Linked DNA regions of Homo sapiens: region 2 is linked to region 1. Evidence: chromatin contacts called from ENCODE Hi-C or POLR2A ChIA-PET data. All regions are on one chromosome and are shown on one strand. Each heading gives the region's core, a stretch centred on a gene start or an enhancer-like site at or near the end of the contact. The rest is flanking DNA. Distances are from core to core; before and after follow the strand shown.

Evidence for each region. Hi-C counts contacts between places; a loop is a spot of excess contacts on that map. ChIA-PET counts read pairs that join two places held with the same protein, here RNA polymerase II (POLR2A). Pooled maps may share reads with other maps.
Region 2: a map of endothelial cell of umbilical vein shows a loop between it and region 1 (12-fold over the local background). The contact joins two enhancer-like sites. A Hi-C loop is called at or near these places in 1 of 168 maps with a recorded cell type or tissue (endothelial cell of umbilical vein) and 4 of 50 pooled maps. POLR2A ChIA-PET finds 5 or more read pairs at or near these places in 1 of 52 experiments (CD4-positive, alpha-beta T cell).

Annotation. Positions count from the first base shown.
Region 1 is chr12:19,573,238-19,581,026 of GRCh38, forward strand. All of the region lies in intron 3 of LOC101928387 (a long non-coding RNA gene), which reads left to right. Among named protein-coding and RNA genes, the nearest start is that of AEBP2, 140 kb to the left of the region's middle. Within about 2 kb of position 2,819, at least 12 of the 41 ENCODE cell types and tissues checked have a DNase peak (open chromatin) inside an H3K27ac peak, as active enhancers do; they include endothelial cell of umbilical vein, where a contact is called at or near this core.
Region 2 is chr12:19,680,619-19,688,407 of GRCh38, forward strand. No RefSeq gene overlaps it. Among named protein-coding and RNA genes, the nearest start is that of AEBP2, 250 kb to the left of the region's middle. Within about 2 kb of position 3,138, at least 2 of the 41 ENCODE cell types and tissues checked have a DNase peak (open chromatin) inside an H3K27ac peak, as active enhancers do; they include endothelial cell of umbilical vein, where a contact is called at or near this core.

The DNA of each region.
Region 1 (7,789 bases), core at 1,569-4,068:
CACAGCTTGGAGGAAGCAGGGGAAGGGATCTTGGCGGTGGCTGTGGAAGAGGTCCTTTCACTTGTCTCTTGGGGATCCATCCCAGAGAAATGCCGAGCCGCTCCCAATCAGCGGGATTGGCCGAGGGTGAGGTGGCTGGGTTGTGGGCCTAAGCCAAGGGGCCCGGCCTGGTGGTGAACAGGGGGGCCGATGGCTCACAGGAGAGACAGACTGGCCTCTTCTCCTTAGGACGGCTGTGGTGTGCTGGAAGTGTGGGTAAAGCACTCAGGGTTTTTGTTCCTTTCCCAATCTGAAGGCAGCAAGGGCAGGACCGCTGCGGTGGCAGTGAGAGACGGGCTTCTGGTTGTCTCTGGGAGCTCTCTATCTTGGAGATGCGCAGAGCTGCTGCTAATGGGAATGTTCAGCCAGGGGGTGAGACGGCTGCGCTGCTGGCCTGAGCCGGCCCTGCTTGGTGAAGAGTGGGGGCCGAGGGCTCACAGGAAAGGAGACTGGGCCCCTCTCTCTGCGGTGACTGTGGCGTGCTGGAGGCGCCAGTAAAATTTCCAGGCTCTGTTCCTTCTCCAGTCCAAGGGCAGCAAGGGCAGAACCGATGCAGTGGCTGCGACAGAGGGGCTGTCGGTTGCCTTTGGGACCGCCCCCCCTCTCCAGGGAAACTCAGAGCCCCCAGCAAAATGGGTGTGCTCAGCCGGGGGTGGGGCGGCTGCTCTGTGGTCCAGAGCTGGGGGCCCTGCCTGGTGAAGAGTGGGGGTGGGGGCTCTCAGGGAAGAGAGACTGGGCTTCTCTCTGCATGGTGGCTGCCATGCGCTCGCTCGAGGTTCCAGAGTAGCGAGCAGGCCCTTTGTTCCTTCCCTAGTTCAGGCTGGTCGTGCGGGGGCCCAGGTTGGGAGGCCCTGCCCAGTGAGGAGGAGCAAGGGCTGTCACCCCATGGAAAACAGTCTGGCAGCTTTTCCACGAAGCGCTGCTGTGCTGGAGGCCTGTCTTAGTTCCTAATCACAGCTTCCCTCAGGAACCTGGGGGGCAACAGGAGAGAGGATGGCAGAGCAGCAAAAATGGTGGCCTGCCTGCATCCTCTAGGAGCCGTGGCCCAGGGAAGTGGAGAGTTGCCCCCCACCTAAGAGTTAGGCGGGGCTGGCTGCGCTAGGGTCCCAGGCCAGTGGGTCTTGTCCAGTGAGGTGCAGTGGTGCGAGGCTCAAACTCCTGGGCTCACACAATTCTCCTGCCTCGGCCTAAGTGCTGGGATTACAGGCATTAGCCACTGCGCACTCTACCTTTTTTTTTTTTTTTCTTATTTTTTCTTCCAAACAGGATTTTGAGAGCCAAAAGAAAGGAACTGAAAGAATCTAGGCACATTATACTATAGCTATATAATTAGCAAGAAACTTGAGGAAGAATGAGATTGCCTCATCTGTGGCCTTGGGGAGAGGAGAGGAGGACATCTGGGTTATGGGATTAGAGTTTACAGGAGATTAGAGTTATGGGGTGATAAGCCCTCTGCTGGAGGGTGGAGAGAAATGAGGTGGGTATCAGGAACCTGGTGAGTTTCACTGGTGGCTGTCCTGAGGCAGCAAATGGGAGCCAAGCTGAAGCTTATAGAGAATTCACCCATCAAAGGTGGACCATGTGCCATGTGTGGATTGTGCAGTGGGCCACCTGCCCACACACCAACACTGACAAGCTCTATCAAAATTGTCCAGTCTGTACATTTCAAGAGTTCAGTGTACTTCTCTTCCTGTTTTTCCCCTCTTCTCTTCAAATGCAAGGAAAGGGTAATCTTAAGATTCAGAAGAGTGATTTGTTTTTCCCCGCGTAGTGAGCAGTTTTCTCGCCCCCAACTAATAAACCATCTATTCTTTTCCCATTAAGCAATATATATCACATAAAAATTTCATTTAGAAATGAGCCTGTCTCTGGCAGATTCACCATTTTAATAAGAGGCCCTAAACTTTTCCATGCTTTCCATGAAAGCTAAAGGTCATTAGCACAGAAGGAAAAGAAAGAGCTGTGAAACATATCCATACTCTGTCAATGACCTGAGGTGGGGTAGGCAACTGCAACTGCAAGACTCATCAATTGAACATATGTAGGTTTTTAGTATCTAGTAGATTACACAAAACACATACAGGACTTTGTAAATTTGAAGGGAGAAGGTTGGAGAATATGGCAAAGGAGGATCATATCCGTACTAGTCAGCTAGGAAAAACAAGCTGGGAAAAAATGAGAACAGAGTAGATGAATTGCATAGGAATTTCTGAAATATTCTAAGAATGCCATGGATTAAATAGGATTTTATGAACTTGCCTGGGAAGCTAATGATCGTTTCTATGAGAAAATGTATTTCACTTTTCAACTCAGGATATCTGGAACATATCTCTCTTTGTCACAGTTCCAGAAGAATTCCCAGGAATTTAGCTTTCCCTTTACTCTAATCTCAGAAGGAGCTATACCCTCTTTGAAGCTCCATAGAGAGAAATAGGAACAAACTTACCCAAAACACACGGTGGGTATGAGTGCTGATTTTTATCCCCATGGAGAAAGGGAATTTTACAGCAATGAGCATAGGGTCTCTGGTGAAAGGTCATATCCATACATATCTTTATAGAAAAAAAAAAAGAAGGCTTGGAAATAGTGAGAACAAAGCCCAGAGCCCAGGGCTTGGTGGGAAAGCAGGCCCTGGCTCCCCTTCCTGCATGTGAGTTTTGACTTCTTCCTGTGCTGGTCAGGGCTGCAAATGGCTGATAATATCACTGAAGCCTGGACTATCTTCAAAGCCCGACTGGCACAAAATGACATATTAATGTAGTATCTCATTTCCTTTGCATTCTGGGGACAAGTGGGATTGGCTCGATGCCCAGGGATATCCTGTGAACTCATGGAATAGGACTGGGCTAAGCCTGGCTAGCACCTGACAGATCCTGTCTATGGAACTAGGGACATTTTTTCTCACTGCTTGAATTGGTTGGAACATAAAACTAAGATGGCATTTGATCTGTCTTGCAAAGATTTGGTTCAGAAAAATCTTACAAATATGCTGATAGTAACTAAAATTTTCTCTGTATCTGTTGCTTAGATGCAATAATTATGTGTTGAAAATTGTATATATATCATATTTATATACTTTAGCACCTAGAAATGGAAGTATTTAGTGTTATGGAAAAACAGATGGATAGATGAATAAGCTCTCTCTCTCCTCTATTTTTCTTTCCCCATTTTATACTTTTTAAAAGTTAATTTAATAGGTAGATTAAAGACATCTTTAAATGACTGTAAAAATAAAGTTCATGTTTAGACAAATTTCCCAGTTGGAATTCTCTGTTTAAAACACTCTGTTTTCATGACCTGCACTGTTTATTTTACATTCAGAGATGTGAGCACATGGGAACCATTTGCAGAAAATGTCTCTGTTTACTTCTAAAACTGATATAATAGAGAAGCAGTGGGTAGAGGTTCAACCAGCTGACTTTCTAAAGCTAGCTGTATAATCTTTCTTTTTATTACTACTGACATGCATTTATGAAAAGAAAATGGAAGTTACGGAGTGTAATGAAGAGATAAATTCAGGCTATCTCTGAAAGTCTATGTAACACCCAGAATTTACAGAAATAAGGAAGTTCATAGTGATCCTTTGTGGTTGAAGTCTGGTAAGAAATGCTCAATGCCATTTTACCTCTTTGGACTGACAAATAATAATTGATTATAAAATAAAATGGACAGTCCCAGTTTGGACTGTCAGCACATCTACTACCAACAGTAGATTGCAAGAGCCTTCCAACTCATCTCTCTACACTCAATTTCTCCCCCCACACTCAATCCATCCTACAGCCTGCTGCCAGAGTGATCTTTAACACTGACCATAGCTTTCCCTGTCTTAAAATGTTGTAATGTTTTTTCCCTGTTGGTTTTGGGAGAGGTGAAAACTTGAGGTCTGTTGGTTAAAACAAGCTGAAGCTAGTTTACTTAAAAAATGTATATATGTGTGCGTAGTTTACTTAAAAAATTGTGTGTGTGTGTGTGTGTGTGTGTGTGTGTGTGTAATACACACAGACACACTTTTTCCTCCATAAACTGTGAGCCTGGAAAAACATGTAATAGTTGCCAACTGGGAAATTTGACAGGAAATCTAGATAGCCTGCTCTTATTAAAAACAAACAAACAAACAAAAAACCCAGAAGCTCTGGTAATGCCAGCCTTACATTTTTGCATAAGAATAATTACATTGTTCTCTTTGGAAGGACATGATTTCCCCTGTTTTTCACAGGATTCTATACTTTCTATTCTTCTTCTCATTCATATGATCTCATTTTGCTAATTTCCATGATCTATTTGGTATTTACAGGTATTTAAGTGTTTAACTCTTGGACTGTGGGCTCAAGTCCAGGTCCTTAGATTTGTGTATAAGAACCATCTGGTTTACATTAACTTTTTAAGGCTCATTTCTCACATCTTCTCCTCTTTAATTTTATTCTCCAAAAATAAGGTTGTCCTAATACACTATGTGATTTTTACTATTTCTAGGTCTTTCTATCTATCTGAAAAGGCTTCTCTATTTCCTAAATTATTTCTTCCCTCTTGAATGTGTTTCCTGATTTCCTTAGCGTTAGACATTCTTTCTTGGTATATATTTCTTGATACTAAAAATACTGTACTTTCATTATTGATTGTATTACTCTATATTTTACTTATTTGTATAAAATAAGGAGACACTTTCTTTTATATGAGCAGCAGGTGTAAAATTTCTTGTGGGGAAATCCAAGCCTTTGAAGAGGAGTAGCTTTGACCAGCTTGTTCAGGAGCTGAAGTGGAGGCCTCCAGGCTGAGGTGGGAGCTGTCCTGGGACTCAGAGAACCAGAGGAACCTCTGCATGAGTTACTGTTATGGAGGCAAACAGGAGGCTATGGACTGGGGCTGGAAGGAAAATTGAAGGACACAGAGAAGAGACTTAGGAGACTTGGGAGGAGAGAATTTTTTTTTTTTTTTTTTTTTTTTTTTTTTGAGACAGTCTCACTCTTTTGCCCAGGCTGGAGTGCAGTGGCACAATCCCAGCTCACTGCAGCCTCAACCTCCTGTGCTCAAGGGATCCTCCCACTTTAGCCTCTGTAGTAGCTGGGACTACAGCCACGGATCACCATGCCTGGCTAATTTTTTTGTATTTTTTTGTAGCAATGGGTTTTTGCCATGTTGTCTAGGCTAGTCTGGAACTCCTGGGCTCAAGCGATTTGCCTGTCTTTGCCTCCCAAAGTTTTGGGATTCCAGGCATGAGCCACTATGCCTAGCCACAAGAACTTTCAAATGGAGGATTTTAAAAGTAAACACCACCAGAAGAAGCATTAGTTGAAAAGCATTAAAAGAGACTGACCCTGGAGAATGGAGTAGGAATAGAAAGCAGGTAGGGTGAGGCAATTGCTTTTCACTGTAAGCTGTTTATAGTTTTTGAATTTCAAAACTCAAGTGCATGTAATAGTTTGATAAGTGATTTAAACATTACTTTTAGGAAAACCTAAATGTAACAATTCATTGCGTGTAATGTGAAACATGTGCATGGTGTAATAAATCACCAAATTTGGAGTGATTGTTTTTTTCACGAAAACCAGTGAAGAAGCTGATATCTGAGGACTGGCTGATGTGAGACCAGAAGTGTCAGCTTGTGAAGGTACGAAAGCAGCTAATATCTTAGCCACATTTGTATTTTTCTAAATGCACTCTTAAAAAAATTATCAAACTAGTACATGCCCTGGATTTAAAAAATTACAGAAGGCTGGCCGGGCATGGTGGCTCATGCTTGTAATCCCAGCACTTTGGGAGGCTGGGATGGGCGGATCACCTGAGGTCATGAGTTCGAGACCACCCTGGCCAACATGGTGAAACCCCGTCTCTACTAAAAACACAAAAAATTAGCTAGACTTGGTGGTGGGTGCCTGTAATCCCAGCTACTCGGGAGGCTGAGGCAGGAGAATCGCTTGAACCCAGGAGGCTGAGGCAGGAGAATCACTTGAACCCAGGAGGCGGAGGTTGCAGTGAGCTGAGATTGTGCCATTGTACTCCAGCCTGGGCAACAAGAGCAAAACTCTGTCTCAGAAAAAAAAAAAAAATTACAGAAGGCTTTAAATTAAAGAATCACAGTCCCTCTCACCCCCTCTGCGACTGTTTTCCAGCTACAGTCTCATCCTCTAGGGTCAACTTCTTTTAATTCTTTCAAACTTACTCTATATTGAGCTCTTCTGGTTAACTTTATATCTCCAAATAATATGCTAAGGTTACTGAGGCAGATTATATTTTCTAAAGATCATCACAACAATACCTCCTTTTTCCACATAACTCTCTAGAAACTGGCTTTTCTCCTATCAAGAGGTAGAGTATTTGCCCTTCCTTTGAACCTTGGAGACAGCCTTTTTGACTGTCTTGGCCAATAGACTATTGTAGAAGTGATGTTATATGACTTCCAAGGCTAGGTCCTAAAAATGTCATGAGCTTCTGCCTTATTTTTTTTTTGAGATTTTTGTCCTTGGCACTTAGCCACCTTGCTGTGAGGAAGCCTAACACACAAGTAGAGTGATCCAGGTTGAGGGAGCTGAGCCTTTGGCCCTCAGCTCTGCAGCCCTAACTGAGTTACCAGTTCACATTGAGCATCAGCTTGTCATACATGTGCATTAAACATTTTATTTTATTTTTTATTTTTCTTTGAGACAGAGTCTCACCCTGTCACCCAGGCTGGAATGCAGGCACGTGTTCTTGACTCACTGCCACCTCCGCCTCCCAGGCTTAAGCGATTCTCGCATCTCAGCCTCCTGAAGAGCTGGGATTATAGGCTTGCGCCCTGATGCCTGGCTAATTTTTTTATTTTTAGTAGAGATGGGGTTTTGCCATGTTGGCCAGGCTGATCTTGAACTCCTGACCTCAAGTGATCTGCCCCCTCGGCCTCCCAAAGTGCTGGGATTACAGGCGTGAGCCACCATGCCTGGCCTACCTGTGCATGAAACATTTAAAACATGCATTGTTCCAGATCCAGTTTGATCGATATCAGTTGATGATTCCTGGAAATAAGCTCCTGCCAAATCCTGCCTAAATGGCAAATTTATGAGCAAAATGATTCGTTGCTGTTGTTTTAATCTACAGATAAGTTACTATTTCTTGATTTATTGGCTTGAGGGTTTATCTCTTACTGCTGTGCTAGATTGATTTAGTGTCCTTATAGATATTTTTTATTAGTCTATTGTACCTTCTTGTAGAGTGTTCTTTCATCTTTCTGTTTTCTATTATCTTTTTTTGTGACTACACCTGATAGGATGTTTGACTTCTTGAATTGATCTGAAATGTCTCTTGTTTTTTTCTCTACATTTTTTTTGTTTTTTTCTATGGAAGATTTTCTCAACTTTATTTTCCAATTCTTCTATTGACTATTGTGGTAGGCTAAATAATGGCACCCAAAGGTATCTATTCTTAATCCCTGGAACCCATAAATATTACCTTATATGGCAAAAGGGAGACTACTCCCTTATAAAGCAAAAGGTGTGATTAAATTAAGGACTATGAGATGGAGAGATTACCCTGGATTATCCAGGTGGGCCTAAGGCAATCACAAGTATCCATAGAAGAGAAGGCCATATTATGAAAGTGCTATAATTTGGATATGGTTTATCCTCACCAAAACTAATATTGAAATTTGATTCCCAATGTGGTGGTACTGGAGGCGGGGCCTAGTGGGAGGTATTTGGGTCATGAGGGTGGATCCCTCATGAATGGGTTGGTGCTGTTCTCACAGCAGTGAGTTCTTGTTCTGATGAGACTGGATTAG
Region 2 (7,789 bases), core at 1,888-4,387, 110 kb after region 1:
AATAACTAACCTCCTGAATTCTTTATCAGGTAAGTCAGGGATTTCTTCTTGGTTTGGATCCATTGCTGGTGAGCTAGTGTGATTTTTTTGGGCGGGGGCGGGGGGGGGTGGGGTGGGTGGGTATTGAAGAGCCTTGTTTTATCATATTACCAGAGTTGATTTTCTGGTTCCTTCTCATTTGGGTAGCCTCTGTCAGAGGGAAGGTCTAGGACTGAAGACTGTTGTTCAGATTCTTTTGTCCCATGGGATGCTCCCTTGATGTAGTACTCTCCCCCTTTTCCTGTGGATGTGGCTTCCTGTGAGCTGAGCTGCAGTGATTGTTATCTGTCTTCTGGGTCTAGCCACCCAGCAAGTCTACCTGGCTCTGGGTTGGTCCTGGGGGTTGTCTGCACATAGTCCTGTGATGTGAACTGAATATGGGTCTCTCAGCTGTGGATACCAGCACCTCTTCTGGTGGAGGTGGCAGGGCAGTGAAATGGACTCTGTGAGGGTCCTTAGCTTTGGTGGTTTAATGTTCTATTTTTGTGCTTCTTGGCCTCATGCCAGGAGGTGGCGCTTTCCAGAGAGCATCAGCTGTGGTAGCATGGAGAGGAACTGTTGGTAAGCGAGGGCCCCAGAACTCCCAGGAGTGTATGCCCTTTGTCTTCAGCTACCAGGGTGGGTAGGGAAGGCCCATCAGGTGGGGGCAGGGCTAGGCATGTTTGAGCTCAGGCTCTGCCTGGGCGGGTCTTGCTGTGGCTGCTGTGGGGAATGGGGGTGAGGGTCCCAGGTCAATAGACTTGTGTTCCTAGGAGGATTATGGCTGCCTTTGCTGAGTCACGCAGGTTGTAAGGGAAGTGGGGGAAAGCCAGCAGTCACAGGTCTCACCCAGCTCCCATGCAATCTGACCGGCTGGCCCACCATGCCCCCTAACAGCCCCAAGTCTGTTTCCAGGCAGTGGGCGAGCAGGGCTTAAGAACTTTCCCCAGGCTACCCGCCTCCCAGCTGTGAAAGGAAAGGGTTTTGGTTCTTCCCCCACCTGTGGAGTCGGCACACCGGATTTGGATTTGCGGCATCCCCTGAGTTCTGACCAGGAGGCTTCTTGCCCTGTTCAAATTGTTACAAAGTTCAGCTGGAGACTTCCTTTTCTCTGTGGCATTTTCTCCTGCGCCTCTGGCCGCCCTCCCAAAGGATCCCTGTGGTGCCAGGTAGGAATGGCCTGCTTGGGGGTCCAGCAAGCTCCCAGGGCGTTTCTCACTGCTTCCTTTACCCCTGTGTTTCGCTCGGCTATCTAAATTGACTCAGCTCCAGGTAAGGTCGGAAACTTCTCTTGCAAACTAGACCTTCAATTGCCCCAGTGGAGGTGTGTTCGGGGGTGGAGGACCTCCCTTTCCCACTTCCGCAGTTTGGGCACTTACAGCATTTGGGGTGTCTCCCGGGTCCTGCAGGAGCAATCCGCTTCCTTCAGAGGGTCTGTAGGTCCTGGGGATTCCCAGTTTGTTCTTGCAGTTGTTTCAGAGCTAAAATTCACAATGTGGGCCTCCACACACTGCTCTGTCCATCTGATTCGGAGCTGCAATCTAGTCCTGCCTCTTGTCCGCCATGATGATTCTTTAATGCTTTTTAAATGTTATTTTTCAAATTATATTTTATATTTGTGTGTTGCCAGTATATGTAATATTATATAGTCATGCTTTTTCTAAAATGATAAGACTTTAGTAAGGAACAAATATTTTTTACTTTTAATATAGAATATTGGCTGTTAATGACATACATATTCAAAAGGTAACAATTAGAGCAACACCTAAAATCTCCAACTGTTCTCAGCGTTTGCCTAGTTTGATTACAGTTCTTGTTGCGTATTGAGCAGAAGTGTAACAATTCCTCTTTCCAAACATCTTTGATGGTAGAAGATCCCTAGATCTGTGCATGATTTCCCAGATACTTTAAAAGTTGCTACAACTTTTAGCTGTTGCCTGTTCCGTATTGATGATGACCAGTGACTAGCTCTTGGTAACTAACTAGATCTTTTTTGTATCTTCTCTTCCTCTTTGCCTGGGGTAGGTATTATTTTCTATATAGAAAGTCTACAGTTTTTTTCCCTCAGTAAGAAGAGATTAGGAGCTTCATTTTCATCACATGATCCTCCTTTGATCTAAGCAGGAGATTTCTTTTTCATCCACATCCTCTTTCTCACTGAAGTCTTTAAAATGCAAGCTGGTATATACAATATTTGTTTCATTTGAGTATATGTATTATATATATTCACTGATTGTTTTAAGATTATCTTTTAATTCATTTTTTTTTCTCAAAATATGGCTGAGAACTACCTGCATCAGAACTAGTCATGGTGCTTGTAAAAAGTGCAGATTTTTTAGTTTCTCTCCAGAGCTATGAATAAGCAATTCTGAAGATGGGGTTAGGGACAATTTTATTTTATATTTTGTTTTGTTTTATTTATTTTTGAGGCAGTCTTTTTATTTTGAGACAGGTCTTACTCTGTTGCCTAGGGTGGAGTGCAGTGGTCCTATAATAGCTCACTACAGCCTTGAACTCCTGGGCTCAATTGATCCTCCCTCCTCAACCTCCCAAGTAGCTATAAATCTTTTAAACAAACAAACAAATAAAAAAGACCAGTTGTTTGGAAGCAATTTATCCTGATTTATCAAAACTGTAGACATGAAGAGCCCTAAGAAGTGCCATTTAAGGTATTAGAAATAATTCCACATGGAAATTCATGCTTCATTTTAGTGGTGAATCATTCCGTAAACATCCAGTGCTTGAACTGGGAGGAAGTGAGAGATAGTAATGTGCTCTTTTCGGTGACTTAAAAACTGTTCTCTGCTGAAGAATGCTTCGGTTTAACGCTTGCCATCTTTTTCCTACGAAGGGGGGTGAAGTGGATTTTGGGAAGTGCACTCAAATTCCCCTTCAGCACTGAGGGAATTTATTCCCCCATTGTTTGCCCTCTGATGAAGAAAGCCACTTTGCCAAGGTTATGACCCCTTCCTGAGGTAGCCTGCATCCAATGACAGGTTGATATCTGGTATAAAGACCCAACCGCTCGTCCCAACTCAGAAAAAACATCACAGAACTAGTCTAGCCTCAGAACTGCCTGTGAGTCAGCTGAGGTCTTTCTTGAGATGGCTTCTCTGCCCAGTTTCTCACTCTCCCCAATCCTGCTTCATTTCCTTACCCCACAGTTATCAATCACTCCCAGACAAACTTCCTGCATGCTAACCTCTGACTCCAAGGCTGTTTCCCATGGAATCCAACCTGCAATATAGGGTATTGAGAAGGCATATTTTCATGGCTGTAGGGTGGAAGTCACAATTAGTGTACACAGTGGGTTTAAATACTGATAAGCATAGTAACGATTCCCAGTTGTAGAATACTAAAGAGACCCTAGAGATTCAGCAGTTATTTAGATCAGTAGTTCTTAAACTTGTACCAAGATATGTACCAGAATATCTTCAACAGAGTGTTTTTTTTTTTTTTTTAAATACGATTTCCTCAGCTTTACTCAGACTTTCTGAATCATGATCTTTAGGGGTGAGACCCAAGATTAAAAAAATAATTTCCGGCAGGTGTGGTGGCTCACACCTGTAATCCTGGTACTTTGGGAGGCTGAGGTGGGTGGATCACTTGAGGTCAGGAGTTCAAGACCAGCCTGCCCAACATGGTGAAACCCTGTCTCTACTAAAAATACAAAAGTTAGCTGGGGGTAGTGGCACAAGCCTGTAATCCCAGCTACTGGGGTGGCTGAGGCACAAGAGAATTGCTTGAACCTGGGAGATGGAGGTTTCAGTGAGCCTAGATTGCACCACTGCACTCCAGGCTGGGTGACAGAATGAGACCCTGTCTCAAAATAATAATAATAATAATAATAATAATAATAATAATAAAATTTCCCATCTATAGATCAGCACTTTAAAAATGACTGGCCAGAAATAAAAAGTTTATAAGTGAGAAAAAATTACAACCCCAAGTGCCTAAGCTCTTATTTTTGCTATATGTATTTTTAATGACTGAAGATTAAGGTCCTACTGAACATGGAGACACGTAAAAAGTGTTGGGTAAATGGAATGAATGAGAGAACAAACCTGCCATCCTCATACAGTTTGATTATTGCCTCTCTTGTGGAGGTAGTCATGTCTAATAACCCATGGGACATTTAGACAAACATTAGCAGACTCCATGACCAATATAGGAAAAAACTCATACTAAAGCTGCTCCTGCAATGCACAGATTGCCTCAGGAAGTGCTAGTGAGTTTTCCATCATTTAAGGCCATTCAAGCAGAATATGGATGGCCTATTGTTCCTTCAGCGGGGATTTCTGCACAGGGAAGGAAGTTTAGATTGTCTGGAAGAGTCTATGATGCAAAAGGCAGATGGGGAATCTATATCATCAGAGAGGAGAGAGGACAATTTCGGTGGGAATGCTTAAGTAAGGCCTGAGAGCATTTAGCTATGATTTTCGGCACATCGACTTTGGAAGAGAGTATGACCTTTGCTGGGCTTATAGACAAAAATGAATGAGTGCTGTGATATATCTTCAAAAAAGTAACACTGGTTAATCTTACATGGAAAGGATACCATAGGAAGGCCGTGTGTGTGAGTGAGATACAGTATGAGTGGTCTCTTTCCCACCCTATACCCAGGACAGTTCACATAGTCAAATTCCACTGGGACTCTAATTGAGAGAGCAGAGCTGTTTTTCTTAATGAAATTCAAGTTTTCCCCCTAGAGATGAGCTCAGAACAAAAATGGGACTATGTTTTCTTATAGAACAGCTCAATACAGGTCACAGTGGGATAAATTTCACATACTTAATTGAATCTTTTTGTGAATGGCATTCTTTAATGAATTTTTAATAGAAGATACAGTGTTTTCATTTAGTAGCAATAAAAAGAATTGCTTCCTAAACATTTTAATAGAGAATTTATATATTGAAAGCTGTAATGCTTACTCAAGAGGTTATACCATGTTTATTCCCCAAAAGCAGATAGTGTATCAGTACGTGGCCTCCAGGTATTGTCCTTACAGTCTCCAGTGTTCAAGTTGTGTGAATAGACAGGAGAGCTGTTTAAAATTCCTTTTTAAAAGAATCCATCTGGGGAAGAGTATATTATCAGGGTAATTTTTTGAAGGCAAATATTCAATCATTTTGATTTAAACTCAGCGATCAGGGAACAAAGCATGCTATAGTGGAAAGAATGATGAAACGATAATTCTGGAATTGGTGTTACTACCTTTAACAAGTTGTGTGGTCATTAATCTCTTTTCTCTCTGAATATTGAAATCTTCTTGGTATAGTTTGGCTCTGTGTTCCCACTCAAATCTCATCTTGAACTGGAATCCCCCACTGTTCAGGGAGGAGGTGATTGGATCATGGGGGTGGTTTCCCCCGTGCTGTTCTTGTGATAGTGAGTGAGTTCTCATGAGATCTGCTGGTTTTATAAGCATCTGGCATTTCCCCTGCTTGCACTTCTCTCTCCTGCTGCCATGTGAAGAAGGTCTTTGCTTCCCCTTTGCCTTCTGCCATAATTGTAAGTTTCCTGAGGCCTCCCCAGCCATGCAAGACTGTGAGTCAATTAAAACTCCTTTGTTTATAAATTACACAGCCTTGGATAGTATCTTTATAGAAATGTGAGAACGGACTTATACATTCCTCATCTGTGACATATTAGGATAGCTAATCTTTGGGGGCACTTTCAGTTGTAAAATAGAACCTGATATTACCTGAGAATTTAGTTTAAGACTCATCAGTAAACCTACTTTCCTGGTTCTACTTATTATATGTAGATGAAAAGCCATGAGTCCATGCTCTTAACTACCTCTGCAAATGATGATATCTCTATCATAGGGTTACTCTGAGGATTAAAATGAAAAATGAGATAATATATTTAAAGTAATTAGCACAGTGCCTAGGTATAGCATAGAAAATGTGTAATAAATGTTCCACCCAGTCTCTTTATTATTTATTCACATAACCTCAGTGACAATGAACCTAGGTGCTTTCTAGGCATAAACACTTAATATTCCAAATTACACATTTCAATTTTTTCTTGGTGGTTATGACTGATGTAAAATTACAGCTAAAGTCCCTATTCTTCAAGGCTTTATTTGAAATTTAGTGGAACTTCTCTTATCAAGGATAAATTGCATTGGTATTTACATGCAAATATGAAATGTTTTCTTTAAATTTGTTTCACTGTAAAACTAACTTAAGGCCAGGTGCAGTGGCTCACACCTGTAATGCCAGCAATTTGGGAGGTGAAGCAGGAGGATTGCTTGAGCCCAGGAATTCAAGGCCAGCCTGGGCGATGTAGCAAGATGATGTCTCCACAAAAAAATACAAAAATTAGCTGGGCATGGTGGTGTGTGCTTGTAGTCCCAGCTACTTGGGAGGCTGAGATGGGAGGATTGCTTGAGCCACGGAGGTCGAGGCTGCAGTGAGCCATGATTGCATTACTGTACTCTAGCCTGGGTGATTGCATTACCATACTCTAGAGCAAGACCCTGTGTCAAAAAACAAAAACAGAAACCAAAAAAACCCCCTAACTTATGTGTATAAAATAAAACTAGGAAGTAGGAAAAAATTTGTCCTCCCAAATATGATGGCCATTAATGTTAACATTTTAGTATATTTCTGTAACATTTATTTCATATTTAGGTTTTTTAAAACTTTGATTAGACCATATGGTAGATATAATTTAAAATTCTGTTTTTATCAGCTAACATTATAAGCATGTCTCACATAATTTGGTATCTTTACACACATTTTAATAGATGCAAACATTTTAACAATTGCTCTAAAGGCTTATTAACTTTGTTTTTCAAATGACTTTTTCTGGATTTTCTACAGTTATATTGCCCCCAAATATAGATTTTACTTTTTAATAACTTCATGTTCTCAAGAATTGTCAGTGGTTTGGTGTAGTTGAATCAAGGTTTCACAGGGTGGCAGTCAGAGATAACACAGGGGAGATAAAGTGGATCTTGATCACGAAGTCCCCTGAATGTTATGCTAATATTTTTGGGCTTTATTCTGTAGAAATGAAGAGATGTGAACAATGAAATTAAATTCTTACTTACTGCATAAACAAAATCAATTCCATATGGATTATGAATTAAATGTGAAAGGCAAAAATGTAATGCAATTAGAAGAAAAGAGGACTATCTTTATGACCTAAGCATATGGAATAATTTATAAAACAAACACAAAAGACATAATCCATAGATTTTCGCTAACAAATATTTATTGAATGCCTACTAAGCCAGACACTATTCTATGTACTTGTGATATATCAGGGGACTGAACAGAAAAGACAAAAATCCCTCCCCTCATGTAATTTTATATTCTTAGACTTTATAAAAAATAAGCACAATATATCATAAATTATATAGTATATAAGAAGAAGATGAAGCCAGATGTGGTGGCTCACACCTGTAACCCCAGTACTTTGGCAGCCTGGGGTGGGCCGATCACTGGAGCTCAGGAGTTTAAGACCAGCCTGGGCAACATGGCAAAACCCTGTCTCTACGAAAAATACACAAATTAGCCAGGCGTAGTGGCATGTGCCTGTAATCCTAGCTACTTGGGAGGCTGAGATGGGAGGATGGCTTGAGCCTGAAAGGTCAAGGCTGCAGTGAGCCATGATCACACACACCACTGCTCTCCCACCTGGGTGACAGAGCAAGACCCTGTCTCAATCAATCAATCAATTAAAATAAGAAGGTGGAAAGTATTGTCTTGTCCTGGATATCTCTCCAAAACTCAGTCCTGGTTGTCTTCATTTTTTTCTA